Regions from separate parts of the Homo sapiens genome. Here all the other regions are linked to region 3. The links are chromatin loops, found by intact Hi-C in ENCODE. Cell type or tissue: Calu3. All regions are shown on one strand. Each heading gives the region's core, and the rest is flanking DNA. Links, peaks and the distances in the headings are about the cores only.

Region 1 (11,278 bases), core at 1,545-9,544, 110 kb before region 3:
TCTGATGGGACAACATATCCAATTAAGAATATCCAACTCAGAAATGTGAAGATTTCCAAAATGTTTTGGACAGTGTTACTTTTAGCAGATTCATAAGTTACTGATTTATGAAATGTAGTGAACTATGCCTGAAAATGAAGGTGTGGAACAGAAAGAAAATAAAAAATAACTTAAAAAGAAAGTTCTTTTTCTAGATGACACAGTACTAGAGAAGTAAAGAGATAAAATTAAGAAGCATATTAATTTTTTAAAAACAACTGCATGTGACACTGAAAATATAGATGAGGAAAGCCAAACACCAAACCTGGGTCTCATCCACAAATCATTCCAATTTCAGTAGTCCAGGGTATGGCTTAGGCACTGGGATTTTAAAAAGCTCTAGAGCTGATTCAAATATGTGACCAAGGTTGAGAATCACTGCACCAGAGAAGTGACTTGTGATGCAGACTCGGATGTAGGAGACAGAAACACTAATTAAGTCTGGAACATTGAACTATTGAACAAAGTCTTGAGGAGAATGTGGTAAGTTTTTTACTAGGCTCCTGGGGGCACAGACTTCAAAAATATCAACAGCAACTTCAGTTTGAAAATATGCTGAGGTTGATTCTTCAGATCAGTAGCCTCCAACCTTTCTGGCACGAGGGACTGGTTTTGTGGAAGACAGTTTATCCACTAGGGATGGTTTCAGGATGAAGCTGTTCTGCCTCAGATCATCAGGCATTAGATTCTCATAAGAAGCAGGCAACTCAGATCCCCTGAATGCACAGTTCACAATAGTGTTTGCATTCCTATGAGAGTCTAATGCTGCTGCTGATCTGACAGGAGGTGGAGCTCAGGCAGTAATGCTGGCTGGCCTGCCGCTCACCTCCTGCTGTGTGGCCTGGTTCCTGACAGGCCTCACAGCTTGTTAAGAACTGCACAGGCAGGGGATTAGAAATTCCTGCTTCAGGTGAAAAAAGCATGGGGAATAGAGAAAACTTTCCGAGGGGTAGACTTCTTGAAATCCATAGCAGGAGGAAAGGGAGAAGCCACTGGGCATATAACATCCAGGCTGGAGAACCCTCTGGCTGAAAATACATGCTCACTAGAGAGTCTGTCATATGATAGAACACATATGCAATGCAGCATCAATTGCCAGAAAGATAGGTCTTAGCACAAAAAGGGGAATTCAAAGCCTTCAAATATTCAGAAAGAAAGAGAAACTTCAGGTAAGACTGGATGACTGATTCTGCCACCATTGCATATTTACAAACTGTGCCAGAAAACGGAAAGATCTCAAATGTTACTCTGAGAGAAGGAACATTATATTAGGGAGAATTTTCCTAGTTCAATTCTTCTTAAATCATAGGCTCATCAGAATGATCTGGCTTGTTCACTGAGCTCCTTCCGTAGAGTTTCTGATTCCCTAGGTCTGGAGTGGGATCTGAGTATTTGCATTCGTGACTAGCTCCCAGGTGATGCTGATGCTGCCAGTTCAGGGACCACACTTAGAGAAGAACAGCTCTAATATTAGTCAAATGTGGCATCATAATTTAACTTTTGGTGGGGCATTTCTCCAAATTGTGTTTGAGTACACAGGTTACAGACCAGAGTCAAGGGACATAAAAACTGACTAACATCTGGATGAGGCTAAACCAAGTTGGTTTCCATCTTATGACTTTCTTCTGGAACAATCAAATCTCTTCTTAGATCCTCTGTTGATCCCTTTTCTCACTCCTAAGCTAATTGATGATTGAGAGAAGGAACTGGCCCCAGATGGTTCCCCTTCCCTTTTGGGGATAATTGACTATCAATTGCATACATTTCATTTTGCCCCTGCATGAACAAAGATTTATGGGGGTAGACTTTGTCCGAGGCTTGTGGCTGGCCAGCATTGCCTGTGACTGATGGCATAGTTTATTTCTGGAGTTTTGTATTAGGAAGCTCTTACTTGCTTCACACTGAAGTCATGCATTAAATTTAGGGGGTACACCTCGCCTTTATCAACATAAAATAGAACATTTTGAGCTCTATTTCTGTGTGAATCCCATTTCTTCTTCTCACCTGATCCTGAATTTAGATAGGAATAGTGGGAGCAAGTATAGGGGTTCCCTAAAATTTAGCATTACTGCCCAGAAAACCTTTACTATTTTCATGAATCTCTATGAGTTATAATACAAAATGGTTTCAATTTTGATGTATCTATCTGACTCCTGGCTTTGTATTATGTTCCCAACTGTTATTTTTTCTTTGTCTCACTTTCTAAGTTTGTATTTGTCACCTCATAACACATGATCAGTAATATATATAAGATATGATATAGCAGATAATATAATAGAAAATTATATGTAATACATTTATTATGTATAATATTTTGAGATAAAATTATTGAACTAAGATTTATATTTTCATCTTTTTATGTTAATTTGTGTGCATATTATAGCATTTATTCATGTAAGTAACCTTAAATACTGTTAAGAAAAGGTGATGGATAAATGAGTAAATACTTTATATCTCAGATTAGCTGCCAGATTTAAAACTAATAACAGATTCAAGAACATCATTTCTCAGCATATGTATTTTGTGAGTGAACTCATAAAAACTTACATTCCAATAGATAGCTACAGATCTCGTATACATATATCTTATATGTGTCTTTTTAAACTTCCTCTATTGTGCTGAAAATACTTATAAGACTACTAGACTGAGAATGCCAAGGCACAGGAAGAGATTTGGTCTAATTTGCCTTCCCAAATTCTTGGCTCTCAGCAAAAGATTGGTAAGTGGATCTAATGTGAACCCAAGCACAATGGGGTTAGCCTTCATCATAGCCCAAATCGAATCCCTTCCTTTAAGGCATCTGTGATCATCAGCACATAAGCTTCAGTGGCTTTTAATTGAGTGAGTGATTCAATGGTAAAGTTACTTGCATTTATTAAACATTTGCTATGTACCAGGTTCTGTATTAAACAGCTAACATGTTTATCTTACTTAATCCTCAAAAGGTATCTTCTAAATAGAAAACTGAGGCCCAGAGAGGTTGTATGACTTGCCCAAGGTTATACAGTTTGTGTGACAGACCTGGCACTTACATCTAGAAGTCTGACTTTAGGCCCTGGGTTATTCAGCATTATGACAAGACTGTCTCCCAATGAGGAGGAAATGGGTGTAGAAATGAGCAACACCCAAAGCCAATAGTTTCTCCCATTATTCTTTAGTGTGTGTGTTAATGGTTATGTGCTCAAGCAGAGCCAAATTGGAAAGGAAATATCTGTACCTATTTATTCACTTAATTTAGGATACCCATTGTACCAGTCAATTCCTATTGAGAAAGCCCAGACCTAGAGCAGATAATATTCAGCTGATAATATTTAAATTACTGTTCTTCCTTGTTTTGTTTTAAAAATAAAACGCATTTGAAATCCAGAATATTTGGACTTTTACTCAAGCACAGAATTAAGGTTTTCATTAAACAAAATGAAATTTTGAATTTATCTGTCTCTCAATTTGTTCTACACAGTTGAATAAATTAATCTTGAAGCTACTCCTCTGTATTACCACTACGGCAACAATTGACTTCTAAAGGCGTTAAAAGGCTCTGCACTGTTTGGCCTGAGTTACTAAAGATGTATTTTTATGGGTTTAACATACTGACATATAGATATGTTAAGCACAGTGAAATTCTGCTTTAAACATGAGCCTGGTGCTCACATTTGTTTCCGTGATCTACATTAATTATCTAAAAGACCGTAACCATGAATACCTGGCAATGAAGCTGTATCTTAAGTTCTATTTTATCTTGAAAATAGATGAGGAAGAAATGTATTTGGCAAAGCTTGCTCAATCCTCATATTCCTGACAAAGCAGCTTTCAGTTCAGAAGGATCATATTACCTCTTGCCCCTTTAAACACTTTGACAGCTAACAGAGATGTTTGAATATTGTGTTAATTGTAATCACTTGGAAATGTTTGTTTTTCTGATTCTTAATAATCAAATCACTTAATTTCAGAGAAAAGAAACCTCAATATTGGACACAGCTCAAAGAAGTAAAGATAAAACAGAAGAAGCAGAAAAAGAATGGGGGCTTTTAGGGGCAAAGTCTCTCTCCTTTAGCATTAAAAGACTGGATTAAATTTTACTCAGAAACTTACTAGATGAAAACTCGGGGCAAAATTCTGTTCTGCAGTTATCCTTATCAAATGGTTACAATATTACCTTATTTCCAGGGTTAGTTATTTGAGTTATCTTATGTTTGTGGTCTCATAAATAATATATAATATAAATATAAAGAAGTCACCAGCAAAGATTATCAGTATTTGTTTTCCCAATGAGCCTACATGATTGTATATTTTTTTTTGCTTAAGTTTTTAAGGTTCTTAAATACTGTAGCTTAGGATGAGAATTAAATAGTTCAACACTGTTTTTAAAAGAATCTTATGGAAAGTCAATGAGACAACCATATTAAAATCTCATCAGCAAAATTCTTTCCTCCCTTCCTGTAGATCATCTTTAGTAAAGAGAGAGATTAGCTTTTATTTTTCACGTACTCTGGAAAAAGATATTTAATTCAGGCTGATCGTGTTAAAGTTTCTTCTTCCAACATAAAGTGTTGAGTATGCAAACCATATGTATGAAACTTTAAAATATACTGTATAAATTGGCCAAAGTAGGATATATTTTTAAATATAAAGATAAGTATTGCATATCTTTTGCCACCAGAATAGTATAAATATTACTAATATAAGTACTTTGTGTTCACAAAATACAGAGACAATTTCCTAGACTAATTACCCTTTAATATCAATGCAGTCCTATACCGATTTATTATATTTAGAAAAACTAATGTTAAGATACTTTTTATATATCATTATCTAAAATGTGCTTTGATTTCTGGAAGTTGTCCGGAATTAGCTTGATTCTCCTTAAGCAATTTCTGGTGTTACAGAGCATCAACATATATTCTAAAGTTATTATCTATTTATTTTTTAAAAATTTTATTTTTATCTTAAGTTCAGGGGATACATGCACAGGTTTATTATAGGAGTATATTGCTTGGTGCTGAGGCTTGGTTAGTTTGCATTGCACCATATTATAATAAAGACAAATAAAAAGAAACCATTCCTCAAAATTTAATTGATACAACTGCCCTTATTGAGTTCTCTACCATTCCTACAATTTTGTTAAATATAATTTTCATTCCTTTCAAAAATCTTCTAGAGTTTTAAAAAATTCATCATCTGTAACTGCTGTATTTTATGGCACTTCTCTTTACAAGGATGATTTTAAACAATCTAGCCACTTTATCTGTCCATGGAAGAGAATTTGCCTCAATTTTAAGATCACTGGAGGGTAATATCAAGGAAAGCATCTCTCATGCAAGAAATTTTCTATGACCAGTTTTTACTAATATTCCTTTATTCATTGCTACAGTTATTTACTGATGAATGCATATACCATATCATTCCAGAAAGGATACGGACAGTTTTAAAACAACATATGGTAATACTTTTTAAAAATCTACATAAGTAGTTGAGGTGACAAGAAAATAAAGGTAGGCAAAGTTATATGAAACCAGGGAAGACTGAGACAAAAATTGGGCTCCAGGTTGCTGAGCAGGCAAGCCATAATGACAAGCACACTCAGTTACCAATATAGAACCCAGAAAGTAAGCAACTGTTTTTAGAAGTTGTAACCCATTCTGACACTGAGACCTGAGAGAAATTTTTCTTACACATCCCCACAAAGACCATAACTTAATGTCATTGTAAATGCCCTCCATGTCATCATACAGCAAATACAATTAACAGCTCTATAGCACTTTGTAGTATAACATTTCTTGGTGTTTATTGAATACACAGGGGTAGTACAGGAAAAGTAAAAGTAATTATATAAGGCTACGTTAATTAATGTAGTAGAGGTGAGGAGGAGTTTATTAATCTGGATGAAGCCAAGAAAATTTTACTGGATGAGTGGATGTTGACATCCTTCTATAGAGCCTCTATACATCTTAATATTGCTACCAAGCACTTTGCTGGAAAAATGCATTACACATAGTTAGGGCTAATGTTGTTCTTAGAAAACAAGTTGAAGCCCCCTCCAACCTAAGCAAAATGAAATATAAATAACTTAAAACTATAACATGACAATGGAGACTTCAAATAACCACCTTCATCAAAAAGACTATCTCAGTTTAAAACACTCAAAGAATATCAACTTTTGAACAATGCAGTTTTCTGATGAACCCTTTAAGGCACATGGAAAAATGTTTTCCTAGACTAGTAAATATGTGATAAACATAAAATTATAGCCCAGAACTTAGATATATGTTGAAGAATGCATACTTACAATTAGAAGTAGTCTTATGCCATTCTTTCTTATAATAATTAGATAACAGAGTCCATTATCTATAAAGGTTACCTCTAGTTCACATTATCTACCCATAGAAAAAGGCTTTTCTTTTCCTTTTGGGAGTCGTAGAGTACTTGGCATTCAGTTCAACTAAAACAAATATCAAGTTAAAAGAACAATTTAGAGCTTGACAGAAAATGGGGGCAGAATAATAGTCTTTTATCACCCTTTTGGAAATTATTTTGTGATATGAGAAGACAGCATCACTATTATGATATATAATTACTAACTGTTTAATCTTAGTCAAGTTACTTACCTAACTACTCTTTGTCCAAAAATCCTCATCTATTCAATAGGAATAACAATAGCAATTCATAATTTTGTTGTGAGAAATAAATGAGATAATATATGTAATATGACTAGAACAGTACCTAGCACATAATAAATGCTCACTTAAGGTTAGCTGTAGTTTATCAGAAAGCAAAAAGTCTACATTTTGATCATATAGCCTACAACCCATTCCTATTCACAGCACTAGAGTAAAATGAAAGTGCAGTAAAAGCTGCAACCATTTTATGTCACACCAATAAATGTACTTACTGGGTAATATATAGCACTCTGATGGCATTGTTGGGTCTAAAACTTGCTTCTAATATAGAAAACAATGGATCATAGATATTCTAGATCATGAGAAATCACACAAATAATCAGTTTGAAATTATATTACTGAATATAATTTTCAAACACAAATAATTTAATGACCCTTTCTCAACAACTCAGGAGGCAATAAATCTACCACCATCAGTAGAAATCAACAAAGCTCAATTGAGATTCTTCCCCTGGGTTTTGGGGATGGTTTGACTTATTGACCACCTAAATCCCTAGACTCACAAATGCAAATGCAACACTTACAGTGGAATAATTCAAATTTGATTTTCAGATAAAAAACTTTTAAGTTGTTCTATCTTGTTTTAATTTTTTCATGCTGCATAACAAATTGCCATAAACTTAGTAAAGCTATACCCATTTTTTTAGCCCACAGTTTCTGTAGGTCAGAAGTTCAGGCCTGATCTGACTGGCTTCTCTCCCAAGGGTCTCACAAGGTCAAAGTCAAGGTGATGACTAGGGCTGTGGTCTCATGCAGAGCTCAGAGTTCCTTGTGTCTGTAGGCCTGAGGACCACATATGCTTACTGGCCATCAGTTTCTCTCACCATTTACAGGCCTTCTACATTCCTTACCAAATTGGTCCTTCTATCTTTTAAGTCATCAACACACAGTTCACTTTGCTTTGAATCTCTGTCATGCTTCAAATTTTGACTCTGACATCAAGATGCTGATTTAAACATCTCATGAGTTTAGGTCAGGCCCTTTTAGGTGGTCTCCCTTTCTTAAATTCAACTGTGCCATATAGTATAGCCCAATTATAGAAGTGATATCCCCAAATACCCATGATATTAAGGATTATAGAGGGCATGGGTATACTAGGAATGGGACTTTTAGGGAACATCTTAGAATTCTGCCTGCAATATACATCAAAGGCCTTAAGAATTAATCTGCCAAAGCCTAAACCAAGGGTCTATTACACTAGTCCAAAATGCCAAGTCTTATAACTTATAAGAAACTGGTACATATGTTAAAGGCATTGTTCAGTTATCCTATAAATTTATAATTTTAGAACAAAGGTTTTCTATTCTACAGATGAGATAAATTCTAGGCTGAAACAGGCAGAAACACACACATAGGAGATTTAAAAAAATATGAAGAATCTCATCCTACCATTTTCCATGTGCTTTACTTACCATGGATTTTTTTCTTTAACTGTACCCTATATTGGTTACGTTAGTAGTATTTAGTCAGAATGTTTCATATGAAATCAAGAACATTTGAAACAACTCACCTTAATATATAAAAATGAGATAAATATGCTTACCACGAGTCACTGAAATCTGGACTTCCAGGACTGCATGAAGAAATTCATGTCATGAGTAACTCTATTAATCTATTCACATGACTGGATCTATCATCTTTACTTTACATCACCCCATAAGAAATTGTGTGCTGTTTTTTTTGCTTGTTTGAAAAGCAATTCATTTTAATTTGTTAATATCTGAGCTAAAGTTCTTCTAAATTTTGTTCCTCATGTCATCTTATTTACTTTATCATATATTTTTGTTTTTGTATTTCTTTTTTTCTTAGATAATGGATGAGTGAGTTGGTTGATTTCTTGTTACTAGGTCTACCCTATAAATATTTTAAAAAACTACAGGTTTTATTTTAAGTGCATTAGAGTTATTATAGCATATGTATATGCCTATTTATATCTGTATCTATACCGTCTACCTACAAACTGGTTTTTCTGATCATGAGTTCATCACCAAGGAATGTTAAGTAAGGGATAACTAATATATTTCAGTCAACCACAAGGGATTGTTAGTGGCTCTCTGGATCCCTCACTCACTGAGTATTCTAAGTTTGGTTTGAAGTAAAATTTCTCAGAAAGGACTCTGTGTAAAATTAGAATTGTTTGTATGTGGTAAAGGCTGAAGTATGTAAAGACGCAATGCTTTATATTTGGTATTTCACATTATATTTGGCATTCCACAGGAAGTTGTTGTTCCAGAAAACACAGATACTAAGATAATATTGTATATTAAGTAATGTTTATACAGATATGTTTGTTAGCTTAAATTTCTTGATGTCATGAAAAATGTCCGAACCTCATGAGAATGCCTACAGCTTTATGGGCAGTGAAAATGATCCTGATGGTAAGGAATGGGTTAAAAGAGCTCTGCAGATATAGTCATTTTTTTCATTTTTGCCTAGAGAAGCCATGATCCCAAACAGCATTTTTTTTTCTATTGTGTATTTGGACTTGTGAAAGGAATAAATAGCACCCTTGAAACCATTCCCAAAACCTACTCAAAATAGAAGATTCAGTTATAGTGATCATCAAATCTCTCTGATCCTCTGGAATAGTTTGGGGGGAAATGACAAATAAGTTTGAACTAAAATGTTTAATTTGATAGATAAATTCAGAAATGCACTAACTTTTTTTTAAAAAAATGTGTTTTTATGCAAGATGAAAAAAGAAGCAAGGCAGATGAATTAACCACTGAAAAACTTTCATCTTATATTCTACATTGATGCATCACATTGGAGATGTAGAAGTCACATAGGCCAAGATTGTTGTTATCAACCATAAATTCTCAACAGAAAATCCTGTTAACAGACAGAATCCATACAGTGAAATAAATCAAACAGTGAATATTAATAAAGACTTAGAGTCACAATCAAATGTGCAGAAGAAAAATAATCTGCTGTAGAGCCTAAACTTTACTAAAGAGAGGAAAAATGGGAGGGAAAGATGAAATGAGGGTCAAAAGAGGGTGAGGGTGAAAGTAAGAGAGAGAAGGGGGAGAGGGGAGTAGATTTTTAAAATCTATCACATTGTGAAAATCTGACTCTTGTATTCATAAGGCAACATAAACAATATTGAAAAATTTTAGTATCTTCTTAGTAAAGATATATCTAAGTTCAATACAAGTTAAATATACGATTTCATCTAAATATTTTCTATCCTTGGTTATCAAAAGTAGTTATTCTAAGAAGATTTACACTTTAAAGATTGCCCAAAATATGTTATGATCCTTTAAAGGTGATGTAATTTCTCTTTTTGTTTATTTATAGTTAATTAGTCTTTGTCAGTGTTGCACATTAGTTACACTCCTGCATTTCAAGGTCTGTTTGCTTTCTGATTCATAAAGATTAGCCTGTATCCTTTAGTTATATTAAAAGACTTGTATTTAATTAGGAACATGTCATATCAGATTTATGGAATGGGCTACAACCTTGCCAATTTCTACATTACTGCCGGAGAGACAATCAGTTATTTAGGGAAGCACATTCACTGTTGAGCTACAGTGGAGTTCCAAACTATTGTTCTTTCTCTCTATTATTATTTTCTTCTAGTTTATTTCAATCTCACATCTTTCTCCTTTACCCCAAATTTTCCACATCATTGCGTGCATACCATTTTAACTCTTTTCCTTGCTGATTGACTTTTTCTAATTTTCTCTGTTCTAACTTCACAGAAATACATTTTTATGTTCAATTTGGCAATAAAATTTGAAGGAAATAACATGAGCTTTAAAAAAACAAAAGACTAGCCAGGTGCAGTGGCTTACACCTGTAATCCCAGCATTTGGGAAGGCTGAGGGGGGTGCATCACGAGGTCAAGAGATCAAGACCATCCTGGCCAACATGGTGAAATCCCATCTCTACTAAAAATACAAAAATTAGCTGCGTGTGTCCTAGCTACGAGCCTGTAGTCCTAGCTACTCGGGAGGCTGAGGCAGGAGAATTGCTTGAACCCAGGAGGCGGAGGTTGCAGTGAGCCAAGACTGCGACACTGCATTACAGTCTGGGAGATGGAGCAAGACACTGTCTCAAAAAAAAAAAAAAAAAAAAAAGGGCAAAAGACTGTTCCGGTATTAACCTCCAAAAGATTGAACATGTTTTGGAGAAAAGGTTAATATGAAATTATTAACATAAAATCTTTCTACTTATAAAAAAACCCAAACATCTATTTGAGGAAAACAGACCCAAGTCATTCCTCATCCTATGCTTTTTAAAGTTTCAAGAGTAGGAGGATCGATTACCTCAACTTTATCAACAGGTATGTTTTCATAGTTGTACAAATTATCCAGGTCTTCTAAGGTGGCATCATAGGTTTCTGAGTCATAGTTGATGGACTCTAGAGTTGGGGCAGTCACAGCAGCATCAAAGATGACAAGTCCCAGAACAAGTCCTGCTAATGTCTTCATTTTTCAAGCTTTCCTAATTATAAAATATTAAAATGCATAAATATTTAATTGATAACTTATGAATAGTTTGCACTAAATAGAAATGATAAATTAGTGTCAATATCAAAGAACTCAAGCTGGTAGCTT
Region 2 (11,278 bases), core at 2,111-10,110, 250 kb after region 3:
TTAAAATTAAGAGCTTTTATTACTAGCAGGAATAAAGAAAGAAATACTGAGAGATAATTGGCAGGCTCTTCTACAGTGGACTTCGAGTCCAACAAGCAAAGCTCCATATTTATAATCTTTGAGAATTTTTGTTTCCCAGACACCAGTCTCTGTGCTCTGCCCAACCTCTGTCCCTCAGTTTAATATTCTTTATTTTGAAGTAATTGTTTTTAAAACTAGCCTTGGAGATATACGCACAAGTCGTTTAACAAATCTCTCCTACCAGTTGTATATAATAAATGTTCCCCTTTGTTGGGTGCAGGCTGTTTAATTGGATTTATTAGTCCTATATTTTTAGTTTGTAACACAAAATTTGTTTGGCTTTGTTTTCAGTCCTTGAATGTTTCATGTTATGAGGCTCTTAGTTGACTTTAGACTATAAGTCATGGGCAAAAGGACCTTTCTTTGTTTCCTTCCTTTTTTGCATCCAGGAATGCTTCCTTCATCTTAGGTTGATATCTTTCTTCTAGTTAGGGTTGCCAGAAAAAAATACAATATGCCTAGTTAAATTTGAAATTCAGAAAACTTTTTTTTGTAATATAAAGTATATTGCATGTAATAATTTGGACATATTCATACTTCAAAAAGTTGTTATTATTTATAAAAGTAGTCAATATTTAAAGTTAAGTAGGTGTGCGATGTTTTTATTTGTTAGCAATTCCACTCTTAGAACAAAACTGAAAGCTGCAAGAAATAGCTATTTTCCCCCTAAAATAATACATGGTCTATAACCCAACTCACAATAAGCATCATAGTGACCAAAGGCTTTGCAAGAGCAAAGCAAGGCACCAGCCTTGAAACTTGAATAGTCTAGTCCTCACCTCACTCCTTCAGATGATCCCATCTGCCAATTTCATATCTTAGAATATGTTATGTATAGAATCTCACTTTGGTTACAAAATTTTTACCAGAGAGGATGTTCTGACTGCAAGTGCCAGAAATTCACCTGAAAATAAGTATCGTAAGTAAAAAGGGGAATGGATACTTGATTTGCCAAATGTCCTGTGACAAGGAGGCTCGAGGATTAATGCAGTGGTTGAAGAATAGAATTAGGAACCAGGCTCTGTTCTTTCATACTGCTCTGCCACTATTTTTTTCCTCATTGTCACAAGATGGTTGCTACATTTCAGGGGTCACATGCAGACAAGATCCTATTCAGTGGACCAAAAATGATTATTTCTGAGCTGCTTTATAAAAGAAAGGAAATCTTTTAAAAATGACCTCAACTGATTTCCTCTCACATGTCATTGTCCAGCACTGGGCTATATTTATATCCCTAAATCAACTACTATCCAGGGCAAGAGAGTATGCAATTGGATTATTTATCAACATTTACCTCTGAGAAATATTCAAGAAAGATGGATACCCAATACACATTACCAGTAAGGAAGTAGAATTGGAAAGCAATAACAAAAAAAGGAATTTATAAAGGACTATCAATCATAATTTTAAAAAGTAGGCTTCTAATAGAATAATTTTTTAAGATGCGTCATTTTTCTTGTGAAGTGTCCACAAAAACTGACCATTAAATAAGCTACACAGAAAATCTCAAAAAATTGCAGAAGCAAATAACATATAAGAAGTTAACAAGTGAAAGCCTCTAAAATTTGTATGTGTATAGTTTTAAAAACATATTTATCAGTAAGTCTTAGAGTAAAGAAGGAAATCAAAATAGGAAATTACAAACATTTATAAATACTATAACAAGCATATAATATTTAAATGCTCAAAGAGTAAAGCAATAGTAATCAAGACAGGATGGTATCGGTGAAAGAATAGACAAATATATCAATGGATAAGAAGTGGGAGCCCAGAAATAGACTCATATAAATATAGATAACTGGTCTTTGACAGATAATATAGCTTAGATATTTGTCTCTTCCCAAACCTCATGTTGAAATGCAATCCCCAATGCTGGAGTTGGGGCCTGGTGAGAGGTCAATGGATCTTGGCGGGAGATTTCTCCTGAATGATTTAACACCAACCTCTTGGTGCTGTCCTCAAAATAATGAGTGAGTTCTTGTGAAATCTGGCTGTTTAAAAGTGAGTGGCACCTCCCTCTCTCTCACTTGCTCCTGCTTTTAGCATGTTACGTGCCTGCTACCCCTTCGCCTTCTGCCATGATTGTAAGCTTCCTGAGGCCCTCCTTAGAAGCTAAGCAGATGCCAGCAGCATGCTTCCTATAAAACCTGCAGAATCATGAGCCAGTTAAACCTCTTTTCTTTATAAATTACCCAGTCGCAGGTATTCCTTTGTAGTAATGCAAAAACAGCCCAATACAACAAAGGAGCAAAAGCAATATCATGGAGCAAGGATTGTTCTTTCAGCAAACGGTGATGGAACAAACGTCATGTACTGCAAAAGTTAATGTCAAAAGAATGAGAAAATAAGCCACAGAATAGGGCAAATATTTGCAAAAGACACTTCTGAGAAAGGACCGTTACCCAAAATACATGACGAACTCTTAAAAATCAACAATAAGAAACTAACAACTAATTTAAACATGGCTAAAGACCTTAACAGATACCTCATCAAAGAAGATGTATAAATACCAAATAAATACCAAATACCAAATAAAAGATGTCCAACACCTTATTTGTCTTAGTCTCTTTAACCTATTATAACAAAATGCCATAAATTTGGTAGCTTATAAGCAATATAAATTTATCACAGTTCTGTTTTTTTTTTGTTCAGATAAAATATTATAGGTTTATTTATTTAAAACTTAATTCTCACATTGGGTATGCAAAATACAAACTCCATAAAATGTTCATTTTACTTTGTACTTTACAAATATACAAAATACGCTGGGTGTGGTGGCTCACCCCTGTAATCCCAGCACTTTGGGAGGCTGGGGTAGGTGGATAGCTTGAGGTCAGGAGTTCAAGACCAGCCTGGCCAACATGGTGAAGCCCTGTCTCTAGTAAAATACAAAAATTAGCTGGACATGGTGGTGGGTGCCTGTAATCCCAGCTATTTGGGAGGCTGAGGCAGGAGAATCACTTCAACCTGGGAGTCAGAGGTTGCAGTGAGCCGAGATCATGCCACTACACTCCAGTCTGGGCAACAGAGCAAGACTCCATCTCAAAAACAAAACAAAACAAAAAACAAAAAACAAAACAAAAATATACAAAATAGAAATTTATTTAAATTTATATCATATATTTATTAAAGCAAGGAAGTATACACACACAAAAAATCTGTTCTTGGGAATAAACCATTGTACAAATTATTGCACATCTAAAACCACAGTGCATAGAGATTGTATAAAAATGTCAAAGATGTATGCCAGATGTATTTACCTGACTTAGGTCACAATGTAGATCAGAAGACAAAGATTGGGGTGCCAAGTTCTGATGATCAGGTTCTGATGAGGGCCCTTTTTCAGGTTGAAGCCTGGGGACTTCTCACTGTGTTCTCAGATGGTGGAAGGAACAAGAGAGCTCCTTGAGCCTATAAGGACACAAATTCCATTGATGTGCATTACCCTTGTCATCTCCCACAAAAGCAGGGATTTGGGGTCTGTTCTATTTAGTGATTTTTACTTGAGCATTGTGTGGAATATAGTAGATGCTTTCTAACTCTGTTGTATGTCAAAAATGAATCATTATCATTTTATGGATGACAACATTAAGGCATAGAGAGGTTAAGCACATTTCCCAAGACTGCTCATGAAATAAGTGGCAGGAGTGGGATTAGAAGCTAGTCAGTCTGTCTCCAGAGTTAAGGATTTCAACTTCTATGCCACATTGTCTCCACAGGGCTAGAGTTACCGTACTGGTAATATAGCCAGATTTATGTAGTGAGAACCAAACTGTGGGAAAAAAATCAATAAATATGATACTTCAAGCAATTATATAAATAACAGCTAAAACAAAAGAGAACTGAAATGAGAATGTGGCACCCTAGAACAGCTGACATGGGACAAAAATACCTTGGAACCCACACTCCGAGTCAAGAAAAAAATCAGCATTTATTTCAGAGCCTTGGTATATTATAAAATTATTTTATGTTTCAGTTAATCATACAGCAAATATATTCTAATGATGGCCAAAATTAATTATGCTCCTTGGTAGAAGTGATATAAACTTTTAAAAATAACTATTCTTTTCTGTTTGTTTTTACTTATTTTAAGTTTAGGGGTACATGTACAGGTTTGTTACATAGATAAACTTGTGTCATGAGGGTTTGTTGTACAGATTATTTCATTACCCAGGTATTACGCCTATTACCCATTTGTTATTTTTCATGATTCTCTCTCTTCTCCCACACTCCACTCTCTGAAAGGTCCCAGTGTGTGCTATTTCTAGCTGTGCACCCATGTGTTCTCATAACTTAGCTACCACTTATAAATGAGAACATGCAATATTTGGTTTTCTGTTCTTGTGTTAGTTTGCTAAAGATAATGGTCTCCGGCTCCATTAACATCCCTGCAAAAGACATGATCTCATTCTTCTTTATGGCTGCATAGTATTCTATGGTATATATGTGCCACATTTTCTTTATCCAGTCTATCATTGATGGGCATTTAGGTTGATTCCATGTCTCAACTACGTTTTAACAGAGACACAAACCAAGCCTTGATGAGGGATTCTTGTTATATCATTCTGAGAACGTGTCTCTTTGCCTTCTTTCTAGCCTCTGTATGGGTTGGAGGAGTCTTGCCTGTGAAATGTTTCCAAGAGTACAAGCCCAGTAGCAGCACTGGTTGCAAAAGAGGTAATAAAATGTTCAGGATTAGGGATCCCCAAGTGGGCCAGCTGAAGACCATACTGCCATGAGAGAATTGGTAGACAATGGATATTGTAAAACAAATCAGAAATCCTACTTTTTTCTTTTTCTGAACAAGTGGAAGTGAATTTCAGGGACCAAGGCAAGGAAGAAGCATTGTGCTCTGAAAGTGTCCTTGACTGCACTTCTGGTTATTGTCAGGAATATTATGTGTTATGTTTGCTGGCGTATGCCTTTCCTCTATCCTCAGTGTTCTTGCTTTTCCATTATTGTAAAACCAGGACTCAGTAATCTTAGTAATGGCAGTAATCTTAGTAAATGGTAGTAATCGTAGCAAATTGCCTTAACCTCTTTGAGCCTACTTTTCATTATCTGTAAAATAGGGCTACTAGCCCTTAATATGTAATGTTTTCATAAATATTTAATGAGTTGAAATTTAGAGTGCTATGCATATGCCGTGGCAATTAGCAATCAATAAATAACAAATAATAGTAGCCACTATTAATGCTATTTATCTGAGACCTAACACATGAGCTTGTCACACAATATGTGTTCATTAAACATATGTTACACATATGAGTCTGATTGTGAACTTTTACAGAAGACTGACTACCTCTTCCCTAGACCCCATCATATTGAGGTACTCCTAGTTGGTGCTTAGTGCATTTGTTCATGCTAAATATTTACAGGGATTCAACAGAGAACAAATCTGGTGTTGAAAGTATCGAAATTTAGAGTCTGATGAAGACGCAGTCTCCAATTTTTCTACCTGGTAAAGTTGCCCTGGTGTGGATATTATACTTTGTCTTCCGTCATGTAAATGAGCTTTCTTAGTCTGTTCACTAGCACTGGCCTCAAGTTGATGTCCCTCTTGCTTGATCTTAGGGATGGCTGGCATCTTGAAACATTTTCTCCATGCCAGTAGTCATATTTGAAAAAGGAGGTGGTGAGTTCTCAAATATGACAGAATGTCTATGTTTTAAAATTTGCTGAATATGGGAAATTGCCTTGGGCACGGCTTTCATTAGATGCTGGGGTTACAGACCTGGGTGCTGAGTTAAGCTGCATCGCCATCTCGTGGTCAGTTGATGTGGTGGCCAGAGACAGAGCGTTTAATGAGTATGTGAGTGAGCAGATTTCATATGCTAGAGTTGAAGGGAACTTGGGGGTCACCTTGTAGACCTCTCTTACTTGTACACAAGAAAAATGAATAGAAGAAAAGAAATGACCCAATCTTTTTGTTACAGAGGTTAATCACAGAATTGCCATCCCATTTAGTTGCTATTTCTCTCAACAGTGTGCAATATAGGATGTGTGTCTTTAGCTGAATACTTGAGTTTTCATGTAGTTGCATGACTTACTATGAACATGAACGCTCTTACTTTTAAAATGGGGCTGATATTATTGTTGTAAGTATCAGTTGAATGATGGAGTATGCAAAAGGACTTTATAAATAATTAATTATTGAAAGAAATCTAAATATTATGTTTTAAAATTTTTTTGGTGTGGAAACAGATGCCGTCTCATTCAAAGTTGCATCTGCAGTTGAAAGCCACTCACTTATTTATTCATAAGTTAACTTCCATGAGTATGTATTGGGCAGTTGCTATGTCATCACCACAGGAAGAAAGGACACAAAGAGTAAGAAAACACAGACTTAACTCTTAAATAAATTACAGTCTAATGATGAAGAAAACATTAATACAATGTGCAATGTGTTGTGATAACAGATATTAGAGTAGATCCCAGAGACTGGTGCCAACTTCAGTGCTTGCACATAAAAAGAGAGTGTTCAATTCTGTGAGTTGGGGTGGAGCAGGGTTGCAAAGACAGAATAAGCTTTATATAGGCAAAAATAAACTTGAGTTAAGTCTCAGGTAAATACCAGTAGTATGCCAGGGAAATAGGTGAGGGCAGTTGGGAAAAGGAAATTATGTATATGAAATGCTAAAACCCTGAAAAACAAAACTTTAAAAAGAACAATATTATCTTATAGTTATGAAAATATTTTAGTTCTGGACATATGTCTTAAGGAACTCATGGATCTCATTCCAAACAAATGACAAAATAATTTGGCTTGGGGCCAGTATTTCATAACATATAATAAAATTTGATATTTTTTGAAATTATGAAAACTAAGATAATTTTAAATTGTGGAATACGTTATACCATAAAGAGTCAATAGAAAATGATGAGAATCAAATGCTTTATGAAAGCTCATCTAGACTAATGGTTTTATCAATTTCTATATTACACACTCATCTTTTAGTTCCATGTATTAACAGCTGTTGGAGTTTTTTTCTATTTCCCTTTCATCATACCAGGTATTTGAAAGAAAACCTTAATGGCCTAAAAGTCATACTTTCTCATTTCAAATTCCTTCTAGTTTTCTTCACTATCCTCTGGCATTCAGAGAATTGCTTTGTAGACATATTGATTGACGGCCATCTATCCACACATCAGGCATTCTAAATGGCTCCCTTCTGGACTATCTCAGAAGAAGAAATATTCATTAGCCCTTCAAAACACAACACTGAGGACAACTCTGTCAAAGAAGATATTTCTACGCACAGCGAAAGTCAAAAATTACATTATTCCTGGGTATGTTTTCCTCTACCTCTGCACATCAAGGAGAACAGAAAAACTTAAGTTTTTAGACAGATAACAAGGTCACAAAATAATTTGAAAAGAAAGCAAGCATAGAGAATTTCCAAAATGCATACAAGGCTGACTGTGTTTTAAGAACTTGGTTTTTGCCTCTCTCATTTTTTACTTGCCCACACAAATACCGCACTTTTCAAAGAGGTACTGTGTCCTGACTTTATGCCTGCTTAGGTTACCCATGCCTTTAAGTGCCTTCCCTACCGCTGACTCTCATCCTTACCTTTTCAGTGACAACCATCATTCAAGATTAAGCCCAGAAATTGCAGCCTCTGGGAAAGAGCTGACTTTCTAGGCTGGAATATATGCATGTTCTATATGCTCCCTTGGCACCTTGTGCTATTTTACTGTGGCAGATTGATTGATTGCAGGCATTATTCCTGTTTTTCCTGCCTCTCTGTTTCATGTGTTTTGCAGTGGAACTTTGAACCTCATCCCATCAAGAGGCTATTTCCTCATTCCTTTGAATCTGAGTTTGCCTTGTGATTTGCTCTGGCCAATAGAATGCAGAAGAATATTTGTTTGCCAGTTTCAAGCTAGCACTCAAAAAGATTGCATCGCTTATAATCGAGGACTTATAAGATCCTAATAATTGCTAGGGGAGGGATAGCATTAGGAGAAATACCTAATGTAGATGACAAGTTGATGGGTGCAGCAAACCACCACGGCACGTGCATACCTATGTAACAAACCTGCACCTTCTGCATATGTACCCCAGAACTTAAAGTATAATAAAAAATTTAAAATAATAATTGGATACTAATTAATTGCCCAGTTTCTCCATGCAGTAGTCTTCAGGCATCTGCCATTATGGTGGCTCATAAGAAAGATAACAAAATACAGATGTATTAAGGCTTTTCTACACTAAAGGATTTCACTAACATAGACCAGAAAACTGCACCCTGAGGTCAAGCGGCCTTGCACAGTATCTTTGAGACTACTATCAAGGCTTATCTTGAGAAGTGGGTACTATCAAATATGTATGCCAGCTGAGGGCAAAAGTGAAAGCAAACAACTGATAACATACATACATATCTAGTGAGTTCTTTCAATCTCAAAAGGATGCTCAATTATTTCTTTGACTACTGTCAGTTTTCATTAATTAACAGAAAAGATTACTGAGAAATATATATTACTTTGTAGGGTTAGTTGGTTTAGTGGTGTAATTATTCTTGGCAGAACTCTGAAAGGACACAAGTAATAACACCTTCAGATGCCAGTTGTCTTGGCATTGAAGACTTGAAATTATCCCTTGGTGATTTCCAATCCTGCCAAACCTCTGTGAAAAAACACGCTAGGCATATAGTGTCCCAATAAGGAAAAATCACTGCGTCAGAAAAAGTGCCTATGATCACCAATGTGCTTGAACCTATTAATTATAGGGAACTAAACATTTTCTCTGGGTTTTGTGACTCCTATTGGAGGTTTCATTGACTTCTCAGTTATCATAGTAAAAACCCTGGGACATGTGGTTTAAAGAAGGAAAATGTTAAGTGCAATTGGAGTGCGTTCCTGCTTCTCCACCACCTCCCTGAAGCCCCGTCATATCCCTTGTTAGTTCTACCATGTCTTTCAGATGCCAATTTTTAGTCCACAGGAGGAACATGAGCATGCCAGAAGCTGTCACCATGTGGAATTGTTCTGAAAGTCACACATACTGTCCTCTTCACAGGTTAACATTCCTGGCCCAAGAATTTACCATTGCAGAAAAGTAATATGGATACTTTTTGAATTATGACATAATAGTTCATATATGTGCATACACCAATGCTTAATCAGATAACCAAATGGCAATGAAAGGCAGCCATAGCTGGCCCAGCCTATGGGCCTTCCTGAAAATACCGTATTCAAAATAGTGAAATTATTCTCAGGGAGGAGGTGAGAAAAATCAGGGATTCCAAAGGGATGGTACATATTTCTGAGAATGAAAAGTGGCTCTATACCGTTCTGTAAGCCAAAGCCTGAGGTGCCTCCAACTTGTACCCACAGAGATAGTCCCTCACCAGGTATGACTTTCACTGAATTAGATCACTTCCCATCCTTTCAGTATATAAGTCATGAGTTGTGTAATTTGAAACAAAGACTGGAAAAGAAAATTGTCTATCAAGGAAGAAATGCAATTCTTCCTTACGCAAAATAAATCCAGAGATAAAGCCCAGGGCTCCTAAATTATCCCCATAGAGTCTTCCTCTATCTTCTCTTTTATCATCTTTTGTGTGTGGCTTCTATCCTCATGGTCACCTTCCAGTTCAAAACGGGGAACTCAGACCCTGGCATCACATCTATATTCCAACATAGGAAGAAGAAGGAATAGAGAGGGAAATCAGACTTTCCTAGCTGCACACGAATTTTTTTTCCACGATGCTTCACTGAAAATTGTTACCAAAAACTTAATACTACTGGCCAAAAGTTAGTCATATGTACCTGGCTGAAAGGGATGCTAGGAAAGACAGTCTGTTAGCTGTGAACATTGTTGACTCAAATTACTTTAAGTTCTATTACTAAAAAAAAAGTAGAGAATGGATACTCAGAGGACAACTAGTCAAATCTGCTCTACTAAGTTAAGGATATGAGAGAAGGAAGAGTAACAATGAACTGACCCTGAACTGATAAAAATGATGACAGGCAAGAACTTCCAGGCAAAGGGCAGAAGAGTCAGGTTAGGTTCCAAGAGTGTAAAGTCTTGGCTGCAGATTGGAGCCATCCAGAAGTTATTAGTGCAATGGAATATTAAGAAGTTTAGGATTTAGAACAAGATAAGTGGGAAAGAAACTGTGCTGTTCTGTGCACACCACCTCCTGGTTTTGCTAACTTGTTCAGGAAGAGTGCTTTACAATAAATCTGGGTCAGGGTTTTTGGCCCAAATTGGCAGAAGCTATCAATTGATTCTAAATGCTAGACCCATGTCTCCACATCCAATAGATATTATTATCAGAGTCTACCTGATCTGGAATCTGTTTGTTGCAACAAACCCTTGGGGTTAGTTGTGCACAAATCTCTAATCTTCGGAACCAGAGAGATGAGGATTGTTAATGATGGAATAAATCAACTGTTATAAACAAATTCTGGCTAAACATGTGAACACTTCCTCCTTTGCATTTTGTACTCCTAATGGTCCCTCTTTGGCTGGGGGTGGGAATTCCTTAGGTTCAGCACTGCTCCTGGGTGGACTGTCACCAACCCCCTGCTTTTCTTTGTTCTCCGTGGGTCGAGTTATTTGCCTAGTCAGGCCCAATGTGAGAACCTGTATATTTCAGTTGCAGGTGCTGAATTCATGCACTACTTTCATTCACTCTCTGTGAGCGCTGTGGAACAAGGTGTCAAGGAGGAAGTGTTCACATGTTTAACCAGAATTTGTTTATAACATTTGATTTATTCCATCATATTCTTATATTGACACCAGAAATACTGCCTCTGGATTTCCACTTATTTTTACCATTCAGGAAGACTGGTTTGTTCCTGATCTCTACTTCAAGGGGGATGTAAGAGTAGAAAGGTGTGGGTAAATTTTTCAGTGTCCAGTTTGCTTTAAGATTGTGTTACAGAAATTGAACTGGGTGTATATTAACTTTCCTTTCCCCCATCACTGTAGGAAGAGTTTCCTTTACAGTATCTAGATGCAGATGAAGAGTTCTGGAGCCATGACATTTGGTGAAACTATTCACATTGCACAATGGTCAAGGCTGCATAGTAATTTTCTCCATTATCTACCTACTTCTCCAGTCACATTTAACTCCACACTACTGCTTTTCCCTCTTCCTCTTTCACTGTGCATTTTTCCCTGCTACCACAGGCCATTTGCGTGTGCTGCCCAGCCATCTGCAACACTCCTCTCACCTACTTGCTT
Region 3 (11,278 bases), core at 1,447-9,446:
TTCCCATTTAGAAAAGTCATAATATAGTATATGTTTGAATTTGCAACCATTAAAGGCATATTTCAGGCTACCAAAATGGCACAGTAACATTTAGTAAAGAGTAATCATGGTAGATCAAGATATTCAGTGGAATATTTTAAATAACAGAACTTATTTTATTACTAGAAGTTGTTTTTAAAAAGGCATTCAATAAGTGTGTCATATTATCTAACAACTTTTTTGAAATAGTATAACCTGAAGAAATATAAATGGATCCCATTGTTGTATGAACAATCTCAGTATAAGTACTCTTTGGTTTTACATCTAAAAATAAGAAGGGTTAACTAGATGATCTATAAAGAATTTTCTAGCAACCACATACCATGACCATGATAAAAATTCCAAGACAAAAACCAAATCATTCCAGCAATCACACACCATAGCAATGATCAAAATTCTAAGGCAAAAACCTAATCATGGCATGTCCACCATCTGAACTCATGTTTTTGTTTATTTGTTTATTTTTGTCCATGGTCAAAAAGCTGCCACAAATGAAACACTGACTTACTTTGTAATAGAAACCAAGAGTGTTACTGAATTGACTGACCTGTGTATACACAGAAACTATGTTTGCCTATGTCTATTTTAGATTAACATTTTCAAGTCCTTTATCTTGTTTTCATTTTCAAACTCTAGTTAACAAAGACTTCAGTGGAACCCCAAACACACATGCTTTTTAAAATAACTCATCAGTTAATTCCAGGGATTTTTCTATGGTACCAACATTTGAGAAAGTGAGGAAAAATGGAAAGAAGATGGGCATAGTCCCATCTTGGAATTCTACCTCTGCCACTTACCCAGGTGGGCAACACTGGAACACTTATCTGATCTTGTTAGAAATAACACATCTATCTTACCGTGTTGCATGAAGATTAAATTAAGTTGTGTAGAGCACTTCACACAATACTAGTACATAGTATGTCCTAAATAATGACTAATATCCTTTTGATTTTGCTGTCTTTCTAAATTACTCTACACTAGGAAGATCTCTGATTGGGCTAATGCTTAGAGTTGCAAGTTTGAAATAGAAAACAGTTTGTTTTGGCTATATATTCCCTAATATTAGAAAAAAACATTGAGGGGAACTTTCTGTATTAAGTGAATGTGAAATGTTGATATAGTTGATTATTATCTGGCAAAATAACCTAAACTGAGGTGATACATAAAAAGACAAGGAGAATACCTGACTAAATGTACAAAGATAAGGAAGAAAGAAAGGAAACTATTATGTTACCTTTTCAAATGACCACTATGTACTGGGCACTGTGGTTTCTATCTCAGCTTGGCACTGACAGGCCGTTGGCCTTTCTCCCATAGACCTCTCTTCCATCCTTTACTCATGCAATGTATACCTTCAAATGTGCCTACTTCTGTATCCTTCTTTGTTTCAGAGAAAGAAGTAGCCCTGCTCTTACGAATAATCTCTACCCACCAAATCTAATGTACTCCGTCATCCCTTAAGCATCGTAAATTCCTTTAGCATTTTGGTCTGTCAGAGAGTATCCTTCCTCCTAACCACATATGTTTAAAATGAGGAATCACATATGGCCACATAGTGAATTTTCCACTGGAAACAACAAGAGGGGTTTAGCTGTGTTAGCCTGACTGTGTATTGTGTGACAGTCAAACAGCACCAACCCTTACCTTGGCTGCTTTTCAGAAACAACAAAGAACATGTGGAGCTTCAGAGTTGGCGAGTATGGTCTTCTTTATGAAAACGTTTAACCCTACTAGAGGTTATATGAAACTGGCAGAATTAACAAACATCATATGCATAAAATATATTGTAATATTTTCTGACAGCAATACCTTTATTCAGCATGGCCAGAAAACCAATTTTCATCATGTAGAGATGTTCAAATTCAATAGATTATTTTGCAGACATTATTACTTTATATGTGAATCAATGTTTCCTGCTTGATTTTTTCATTTAGAAAGCCTTATCTGTGAATCATGGTTTTTCTCTTCTACCAAGCTCTGCCAAAGATTAATGGCAGAGTTATCCTGGTAGGAAATGGTGGATTTCAATTTCCCATTGGAATCTATACTGCTTAAGTTGAAGAATGTCCCTGAAGACCACATAAGTGCATAAGCAGTCCAAATGCATCAGATCAAACTTCATCCAGAAGATAAATGAAAAATAAAGAGAGGAGAAAGAGAAAGTGTGGAAATATCAAATGAGGGGCAGGATTGTACCCAAGAAAAAAAAAGCTCTGTAACACTATTTTTCTTCTAAAAAAAAAAAAAAAAAAAAAGATGTTAGAATCTCCCATCATATTTCTTTTTCTCTTTAATCTTCTTCACAGTCCTCCAGAGCACTGTGATGGCCACACACCATAACAGAGATAACAGAGGCAGATGATGATCATGACAGCAGAGTAACATGGTGAGTCCCAAGTAGTTGATGTCAGGGAAGACCATGAGACTATATGGGGCCAGGCACAGTGGCTCACGCCTGTAATCCCAGTACTTTGGGAGGCCAAGGCAGATGGATCAGTTGAGGTCAGGATTTTAAGAACAGCCTGGTTAACATGGTGAAACCCCATCTCTACTAAAAACATAAAAATTAGCCTGGTGGTGGTGGTGGCCTGAGGTGGGAGAATCGCCTGAGCCTGGGGGGTGGAGGTTGCAATGAGCCGAGATTGCACCACCTCACTCCAGTCTGGGCGACAGAGTGAGACCCTGTCAAAAAAAAAAAGAAAGAAAGAAAGAAAGAAAACGAAAGAAAGAAAGAAGGAAAGAAAAAGAAAGAAAGAAAGAGAGAAAGAAGAAAGAAAGAAAGGAAAGAAAGAAAGAAAGAAAGAAAGAAAGAAAGAAAGAAAGAAAGAAAGAGAAAGAAAGAAAGAAAGAAAGAAAGAAAGAAAGAAAGAAAGAAAGAAAGAAAGAAAGGGAAAGAAAGGAAGGAAGAAAGAAAAAGAGAGAGAGAGGGAGGGAGGGAGGGACAATATGGGCTTCTTTGTGGCTATGGAGTTTGCCAACTGTGCCACTTTTGAACTCATTTCTTCCTCCCTCATCTAGATCTTGTCAAAAAATAAATGTAGGACACAAATCTAAGCCATAAAGGAGAAAATAATAAGAGATATATATGAGGAGGTAACACAGCAGGATGAGTTGGCCCGGAATTTTTAGTTTGAAGACTTACATATTAAATTCTGTGACCTTAATTGTTCCTTATCTGGATACACCAAAGAAAGGCTGGATATTGGATATATGATTGAGCTAGAATTATTCTTTGTTTGAAGTAGAGGGATATTTTGTGGACATTTTTTTTTTTTCCAAGACAGAATCTGGCTGTCTTGCCCAGGCTTGAGTACAGTGGCACGATCTCGGCTCACTGCAACCTCTATCTCCCAGGTTCAAGCAATTCTCCTGGCTCAGCCTCCTGAGTAGCTGGGATTACAGAAGTGCGACACCACGCCTGGCTAATTTTTGTATTTTTAGTAGAGATGGGGTTTCATCATGTTGGCCAGGCTGGTCTCAACTCCTGACCTGGTGATCCGCCCACTTCGGCCTCCCAAAATGCTGGATTTACAGGAATGAGCCACAGCGCCCGGGCGACATTTTGTTTTTTTAATGGAGCCAGATGCAATATCTGTGTTGTGCAGCCCAGGTATTTAAACACTTGAGCACACATCAAACACAGGAACAGCTTTTTACTTACTCTCAAGTTGATTGACCTCCAGGTAATAGTTTTCAAGGTTTTCATTGACAGTTGGTATGTTTTTAAGCTTGTTATAGGACAGATCCAGCTCAACCAGGGATGACACATTGAAAGAATTTCCAGGTATTCCACTATCAGCCAGTTCGTTGTGAGATAAACGCAGATACTGCAATGCATTAAAACGCTTGAAATACTCATCAGGGATGTTGCTGATCTTATTGTTGTCTAAGTAGAGAGTTAGAAGAGAGACAGGGAGACCAGAAGGCAGTCTGGCTATCTGATTGAAGCTCAAGTCAAGGTATTCGAGTGATTTAAGACCTTTAAAAGCAGCTGAAACAGCATCCTCTTTCAGCCGATTGTGCTGGAGATGGATGAAGGTCAGGTTTACCAATCCTTCAAAAGAGCCCAGCTTTGTGATCTTGTTATGAGTAAGCTGCAGATCCTCCAGAGATTTGGGAAGTGGGCCCACAGACTCTGTCAGGTTGTTGTGGTTTATATGCAGCTTCTTCAGTTGTTTCAATTTAGAGAAAACTCTCCCTTTTATCTTGGAGTTTTCTAGAAGGTTGTGATCTAGAATGAGCCACTGCAGATCAGTTACATTCTCAAAGGCCTTTTCATCAATATGGTCAATCTGGTTATTCCTAAGGTAAAGATACTTGATTCCAGGAGGCACCATTGGTACACTTTTCAATTTCAGCTCATCACAGTACATGGCACTTGGGTAGCTTTCAGGGCAGTTACATTCTGGTGCACAGTTTGGTGATGATTGCCCATAAATTGATAGGGGAAAATCATAATCATAGTACTGGCCACTGGTACCACCAATCAATGCCAGGAAGAGAGTAAATGCACTTAGACTCATTTTTGGCAAATGGTTTGAATCCTAAATAAAGATGAAACATTTATTAATTAAAAAAATATATACTTTCAAGAAAAAGACATTCAATTTGCAACATTAAATTCATTAGAAAATGTGCATTTTGTTATTTTATAGCTATTTTTAGTGCATCTAACAGCGTCTTTTAAATTTTTATTTAGGTATGAGGACAAAGGTGTATGTTTACAACTATGTAGTGAGCAGCTTTCAGGTTAGATTGCGTACACGTGCGCCCCCTTCTGGGCGAGCCCAGCCTAATTGTTCCAGTCAATCTCCAGGCTCTTCCTTAATGAAATGCCTTCCTGTAAGAGGTTTCTGGGTGGTGTTCATTGACCACCGAATTAGACTACTGCTTCAGATCATCTCTCAAAAAAAGAGAATGAGAAGACAGTTTTTAACTGTATACTCTACCCTACCATTCGACATCATTAAAATGACTCATGAAGAAGATCCTTACGGGAATATGGGCAACCTGAGGTTTTGCTTGTATGTGGGAGGGAAATGGAAGGCACATTCCTTTAAAAGTGTCTGGTTACTGTTGGTTCTGAGGAAGGAGAACAGAATTCTTGGTGCTGGTGTGCATGCATACTAGTTCATGTTGTGCTTAACATTCTACACTTTTTAAAGCACATTGCAAAACTGTGTTCTGGAACTAATATTTCATAAATTAGCTATTTACTAAACAAAATATTAGTAATATTTAATAATTGCTAATGTTTATCAGGAAAATGTCACACATTCTGAAGGTTTCTCTTTCTGGAAAGAGATTCAACAGGTAGAGAAAGATAGTATTTTCCAAGTTTTCAATTAGAGTTATAGTCTCTCTCAATTACTCACAAGTTCTCTACTTTCTTCATGCCAAAATCGAAGATGCCATGGTTTGCATATCTGGCTTTTAGTGGCCTCACAGAATGGAGGTGGGAGAGAGGTGTGATGTTTTTAAAGTTTGGATTTAATACTGGTGTTAGAACTATCTAGTAAATTATTCAATTGAGAATATGAATTTGAAATAATGTGTAACAGTTATCTTCTCATAGGAACATGTTTCTAAGGTGAGGCTCAAAAAAGTACATTTCAATGTCTTAGGTGCAGCAATTTAGATATGGGAAAATTGGAATATAAGAGTTAGACTTTTATAGAGTGAACAGTTGTGGCTGAGGCAAAGTTGGTAGCCCTGGGAGATAAATCATTAATGTGACGAAAGATCTACATTCTAATAGATAACTGAGAATATTATATCTTTCTATGAAAGTATGATTACAAGCTTTTGGATCAAAGTAGTTTGGGATAAGCAGGATCTTTGGGGTTAGAAACTGAAAACGTCTTTTATTTGTTTTAATTTGAAATTGTAAGGCACTTTATTTCAGATCAGATGGAACGTTATAAAACAGCTTTTAGAAATACTTTGATTGCTGACATAAGGTAACATGTAGCCAGATTCTCAGTAAATTACTCTCTAAGATTTTAATGGGGGCATTTAATTTTGCTGACAGAACTTGGCCATAATAATAATTGCATAGCACTAAAAAGAACGTGATGACATATTCCCAGAGTTATTTTAAGTTATAGAATGTAAATACTGTAAAGATTTGTCTTGCTTTATTAATAAGCTATTTTAAATTTACTATACACCAAAATATGGCAACTATAATGTGAGTATTAAATAGTAATGAAAAATGCTTCCATATTTTTTGGCAAAGTAAAAACAAGGATGCTGAATTGAATGAGAGTTTGCAACCATATAATGACTCCACTATGAGGCAAAATCACACTGTACTACCCTCAGTTTTTTCAAATACCTGTGGCTATAGAGAAAATGCTGTTTTCAAAAACGAAATCATTTCCCAGAACTTTTTAAAAAACTCGTTCCTTAAGGCATATATCCAAGAAACAAATTTTTTAAATTAACAAAACAGAAATAAATAATCCATAAGAGTTCCTAAATCTTTTAGCTCATGTTTTATAACATAGAACGTTTATTGTAAATTATAACAAATTGTCACAATATGCTTATTAAAAGATATTTTGAATGCTGATTAAAATGACTTTTCTTTGCTCCAGTATTAGGGTCCAATACTAACATATATAACTAACTAGCATACATAACAAACATATTAATTTCTATATTTTTTCACTGTGTCTACTTTAACTATTTTCTCATTCTAACCTTGAAACTTTTTATAACTTCTCTTGCCAAGCAATACAGCATATACTGTATAAAATCTCAAATCTATAAATCATGGAAAACATATTAACAAAATGTGAAACTAAATGCTCAGAACTGTGGATTTGCTGTTGAATAGCAATTGGCAAAATTGCTCTGGAATTTTTCCTGTTCCTGTTACAAAAAACGCTGTCCCAAACAGTTAACATCCCCAGTGCAATAGTTAAAACAGCACTTACCTTACTGTCTTGACACTGCTTTCGTTAATTCTTAAAGCAGATGCACTATGGACAAGAATCCACCAATATATGCTGTGAACTCTGTCAGGACGGAACTGGCTGCCAGATTCTGAGTGATACAAGAGCTGAAGGGGGGTGGGGAGACCCAGCCCAGTCACGCCAGTCTCTGAATGGAGTTATGTCATTGTGGGGATCTTGTGGTGTGGCATGTGAACACTGCTCTCTAACGAAGTGCAGGTGAACGTGGGGAGAAAGGACAGCCCAGCTCATTCCCTATGGAATGGGAGAGAGATATGTGTTTAACTAGCTCAAATACCATAGCTTTTAACCAAGAATTGAGTCCTGCTTCAAATAAGGAAGCTCACTGTGAGAACATTTTTCTTACAAGCCTCTTTACATCTGTGGCTGTGGCAACAATTAAGTGCAATGTGCTCAGCCAACTATCATGTTTATCTAAAGATCTCAGAAATCATAAGCAGGGCAAATAATTTCAGGAAAACGCAAATGAACAGACTCAGAGGAATTGAATCCCTTTGCCTATCACTTTTGAAATCAATATTGATTTACTTGGACTAACTTAATTTTTTGGCCATGAGGGTAGCTTACATTAGTTTTAAAAATATAAAATATGCTTCATATACACTTGGATACACATGATAAATATCAACATTTCAAGTTTACTTCTAATGCTAAGGAGACTCATTTTATGTTATTCAGGTCTGGAACCAATCAGCAAAGTCTTGCCTGTTTTTTATTTTGTGGATTTCGTTTAGGAATTCACCCAAAACCTTACTTGGGGAGAGCATTCTATAGCTTAATGCCAAAAAACATAAAAGAACAGAGAAAAAAATAAATTTATACTAAAAGTATCACAAGGCAAGAATCTTTCATTGCATGCTAGTAATTTTTTTTCAAAGTTAAAAGTTATTCAAAGTTATAATCTCCCAAAGGCCTGGCTGGATATATCTTTCATTATCAGCTCCTGATGCATGGTTTCAGCAAATGAGAGATGTACTTAAATCCTTGTCTATTTCATTTTGTGATTTTATCAGATATATTTATGAGATTTTTTTCTAAAATGTTCATTTCCTCATGTTTATAAGAACTTTTACACCAATATATTTTAATATAAGTTGTCACATTGTATTTTTGTCTTTAAAAATAACTATATCACATTTTAGCAGTGAGACTTGTGGAAAATTAACTCCATGACTAATACTGCATTTGTCCGAAAAAAAGACTATTAGAATAAATGGCTTATTTTTGTAATAGCAGTGTTCAAAAACAAAAAGTAATCTTCTTGAAAGTAACTAATGGAATTGTAAGATGATTCATAAACATAACATTTTTCCTAATATTATTTTAAGAAAATTATTGATAGGCCTCAGTTTCAACAAAGTAACTGAATAAATTTATAAGGAATTAAGAAAAAAAGACAAATCAATCGAATATAATTAAGTGATCTTGTTATAAGAGGATTCTTAAAACAATGCTATGTATTAATTTTGAGTGTATCAAATTCTATAATCTGAGCTCTTGTTAGAAAAACTCCACCTATCCATTCCTTAAGATTTTTCTTTATAAAGCAATACATGTGTTGTGGTATTTATAACAGACCTCAAATGCATTATATTGGATTTAGCTCATTGTAAAGTCTTGTCAACATATACTTTTTAATAAAATCAGTTCTGTGAAACCAATAATTGAATAATTTTGTGCGTTTCAGAGCATATTTTCAGGGTCCAATAGAAAGAAATGAAATTAACATTTATAGTGGATCTAATATATTCCATGATTTATACTCAGAGTTTTCACATTTCTTCCTTTAAATTTCATACATTAAAATTCCTATGGTATGTTTTACTACTCTATTTTCAGGAGTATAAATGGAGAGTCAGAAAGTCTCATTCATTTGCTAAAAGTCACCTAACAAGTAAATGTAAGAATAAAACCATGAACATCTTCACTCACTGGGAAGAGGGTGAACAGGATGGAGCTGAGACAATGTAGTTCACTCAATCAGCTTAAAATACTTTATAGACAATGTTACTATCAGTTGAGAAAAAGCAGAAATATTAAATAGGCAATAGTTATTTAAAAAGTCAAATGTTAATTAAGCAATAGTTTCTTTCCTTTTACATTACACACTAACATATAACATGCATAGCCACATCCACATCTCAGAACTTTTGGGTAACGTATAAACATTCCATCCTGGCCAATGGTGATTCACATCATTGGTGATAATGAGCATTGGAGGCTAAATGCATTTCATCACAATACAGGTTAAAATGATGGGAGTTCTCATTGTTCACCTCCCACTTATGAGTGAGAACATGGGGAACAATACACACCCGGGCCTGTCAGGGGTTGGTGGGCACGGGGAAGGACAGCATTAGGAAAGATACCTAATGCATGCAGGGCTTAAAACCCAGATGACGGGTCAATAGCGGCAGCAAACCACCATGGCAAATGTGTAACTAAGCAACGAACCTGAACATTCTGCACATGTATCCCGGAACTTAAATTAAAAAGAAAAAAAAAAAAAGATGGAATTGCCCTCTTCAGCCCAGGGACTGGATTCCCTGTTACCTGAGACCAGCAAGGATAATAAAGCATGTTATGACTGTTTCACACACTGTGTTCTGAACCCAGCCCTGGACTTACAGGGGAAAAGAATAAATTAAGTATTCCATCCCAGAGATAACTATCTTTTGGTATATCTTCTTAATGTGTGGGTATAAACATAAACACACAGACAATTTGGTTTTCACATATATCATAACATTATGCTTATAGTGCCAGACCCATTTTCATATAACAGTAAATCATTGATGTTTTTCTATATCATTAAATATCATTCTCTACTGTCATTTTTATTTGCTACATGAAATTCTGTTATATGGATATACCATAATGTAGTTGTTAGTTTTTAATATTGAACACTTGATTTCTCTTAAAATTTGCAAAGCACTATCACATAAAATGAAATTTTAATCTTTAAATTGGTTGTACCTGCTTTGTCTATTCTGCTTATCTCAAAAGATACATTTTAAATGAAAGCATATTTTGAGTAAATGGTTTATGCTTTCAAATCATAGAGTGGAGTGGATTTGAATTTTTTCTCTTCTCACAACAATCTAATTCCCATTCTTAATTTTAGCATCTTACAAGTCATGAAACTATCTTTTATTTACATAGTCCTTATACTCATAGCTGTATGTATTTTCAAACTTACTCTACAATTGCTTTTATTTTTCTTAGTATCTTACATGACAAGTACATTTTTGGAATTATCAATGATATGGTTTATTATATGTTTTTCAGTAATAAGTGTGCATTATAAGAGTAATATATATAAATTGGAACACTATACCAAAACATTAACCAGCATAGCAGTATATAAGGTTAAACATTAAATAACCCCTGGCTTAACTAACTCTCCAATTGCACTTTCTATAAGTAATTGTTGTTTAGACTTTATTAATTCAGATGTTTCAGACATGTCTTATATACACAAGAGAATTTCATTTCTCTTTCCTCTTTTATGGCAGCCTATGAGATAACTCAGACAGTTCAGAACTCAGATAACTTCTTCACTTAGGTAAGTGCACAGTCATAAATTTGCTTTTGGGAGAAATTCCTCTTTTCTCATGATAAGCAATGCTGTATTGAGGAAGTTTTGTGCAAGATAGCTTAAGGAAAATCCCAAAAGTAAGTGGGCTTTCTGGAGAACACAAATTTGTACACATATTTAAAAATTTTATAATTATTACCTAATTACCTCCAAAATGTTGTTCTGCTTATCACTCCCATCAAAGGTAGATGAGAATACACTTTTTCACCAGTCATTCATGAAGTTTGAATATGATCAAGCTTAAAATATCTATGATCTAATTGTTAAAGTTTTATTTCTTAAATAATATCTGGTAGTGCCAGTCTCCCTTCTTTATTCCTTAAGTGTAGGCTTATCAAACCTTAAAGCATCTGACCATGGCTAAACTCCCTGATGCCATTTTCTTTCCTCCTTCTGCCTTACATTCTAGCCATTTTGACCTTTACCCAGGACCTGATATATGAGAAGTCTGTTCCTACTTCAGGTCCTTTACCAGCTGTTCTCTTTGACTGAAGTGCTGTTCCCACAGACTAGCGTTTCTCAAACATTTTGCCTACAGGACTCTATGTACTTAAAATTTGTTGACGTTTTGAGGACCCCAAAGACGTATGTGGAGTCCATCTACCAGTGTGTATCACATTCAAAATTAAAACTGAGAAATATTTTAAAGCATTTAAGTAAT

What was found. Hi-C counts contacts between places; a loop is a spot of excess contacts. Peaks named below come from ENCODE experiments on the same cell type or tissue, not always from the same donor. Only the 100,000 strongest peaks of a DNase experiment are listed, where the experiment ranks them.
Region 1: it touches region 3 in a loop (2.8-fold over the local background); 13 of 110 quality-filtered maps call a loop at or near these places.
Region 2: it touches region 3 in a loop (5-fold over the local background); 6 of 110 quality-filtered maps call a loop at or near these places.

The regions. Positions count from the first base shown.
Region 1 is chr12:90,991,414-91,002,691 of GRCh38, forward strand. It overlaps EPYC (epiphycan), which reads right to left. Exons shown (of 7, transcript NM_004950.5): 2 at 10,988-11,165. The coding sequence starts at 11,152. Among named protein-coding and RNA genes, the nearest start is that of EPYC, 7.9 kb to the right of the region's middle. In Calu3, for the core only: no CTCF peak of the experiment used is centred there; no DNase peak of the experiment used is centred there.
Region 2 is chr12:91,349,744-91,361,021 of GRCh38, forward strand. All of the region lies in intron 2 of LINC02823 (long intergenic non-protein coding RNA 2823), which reads left to right. It overlaps LOC105369896 (a long non-coding RNA gene), which reads right to left. Exons shown (of 9, transcript XR_001749251.2): 8 at 3,342-3,492. Among named protein-coding and RNA genes, the nearest start is that of LINC02823, 28 kb to the left of the region's middle. In Calu3, for the core only: a CTCF peak has its summit at 5,851 (motif pointing left); DNase peaks (open chromatin) are centred at 5,838 and 7,838.
Region 3 is chr12:91,104,418-91,115,695 of GRCh38, forward strand. It overlaps LUM (lumican), which reads right to left and starts at 7,077. Exons shown (of 3, transcript NM_002345.4): 1 at 6,981-7,077; 2 at 3,701-4,583. The coding sequence starts at 4,562. In Calu3, for the core only: a CTCF peak has its summit at 4,823 (motif pointing left); a DNase peak (open chromatin) is centred at 4,824.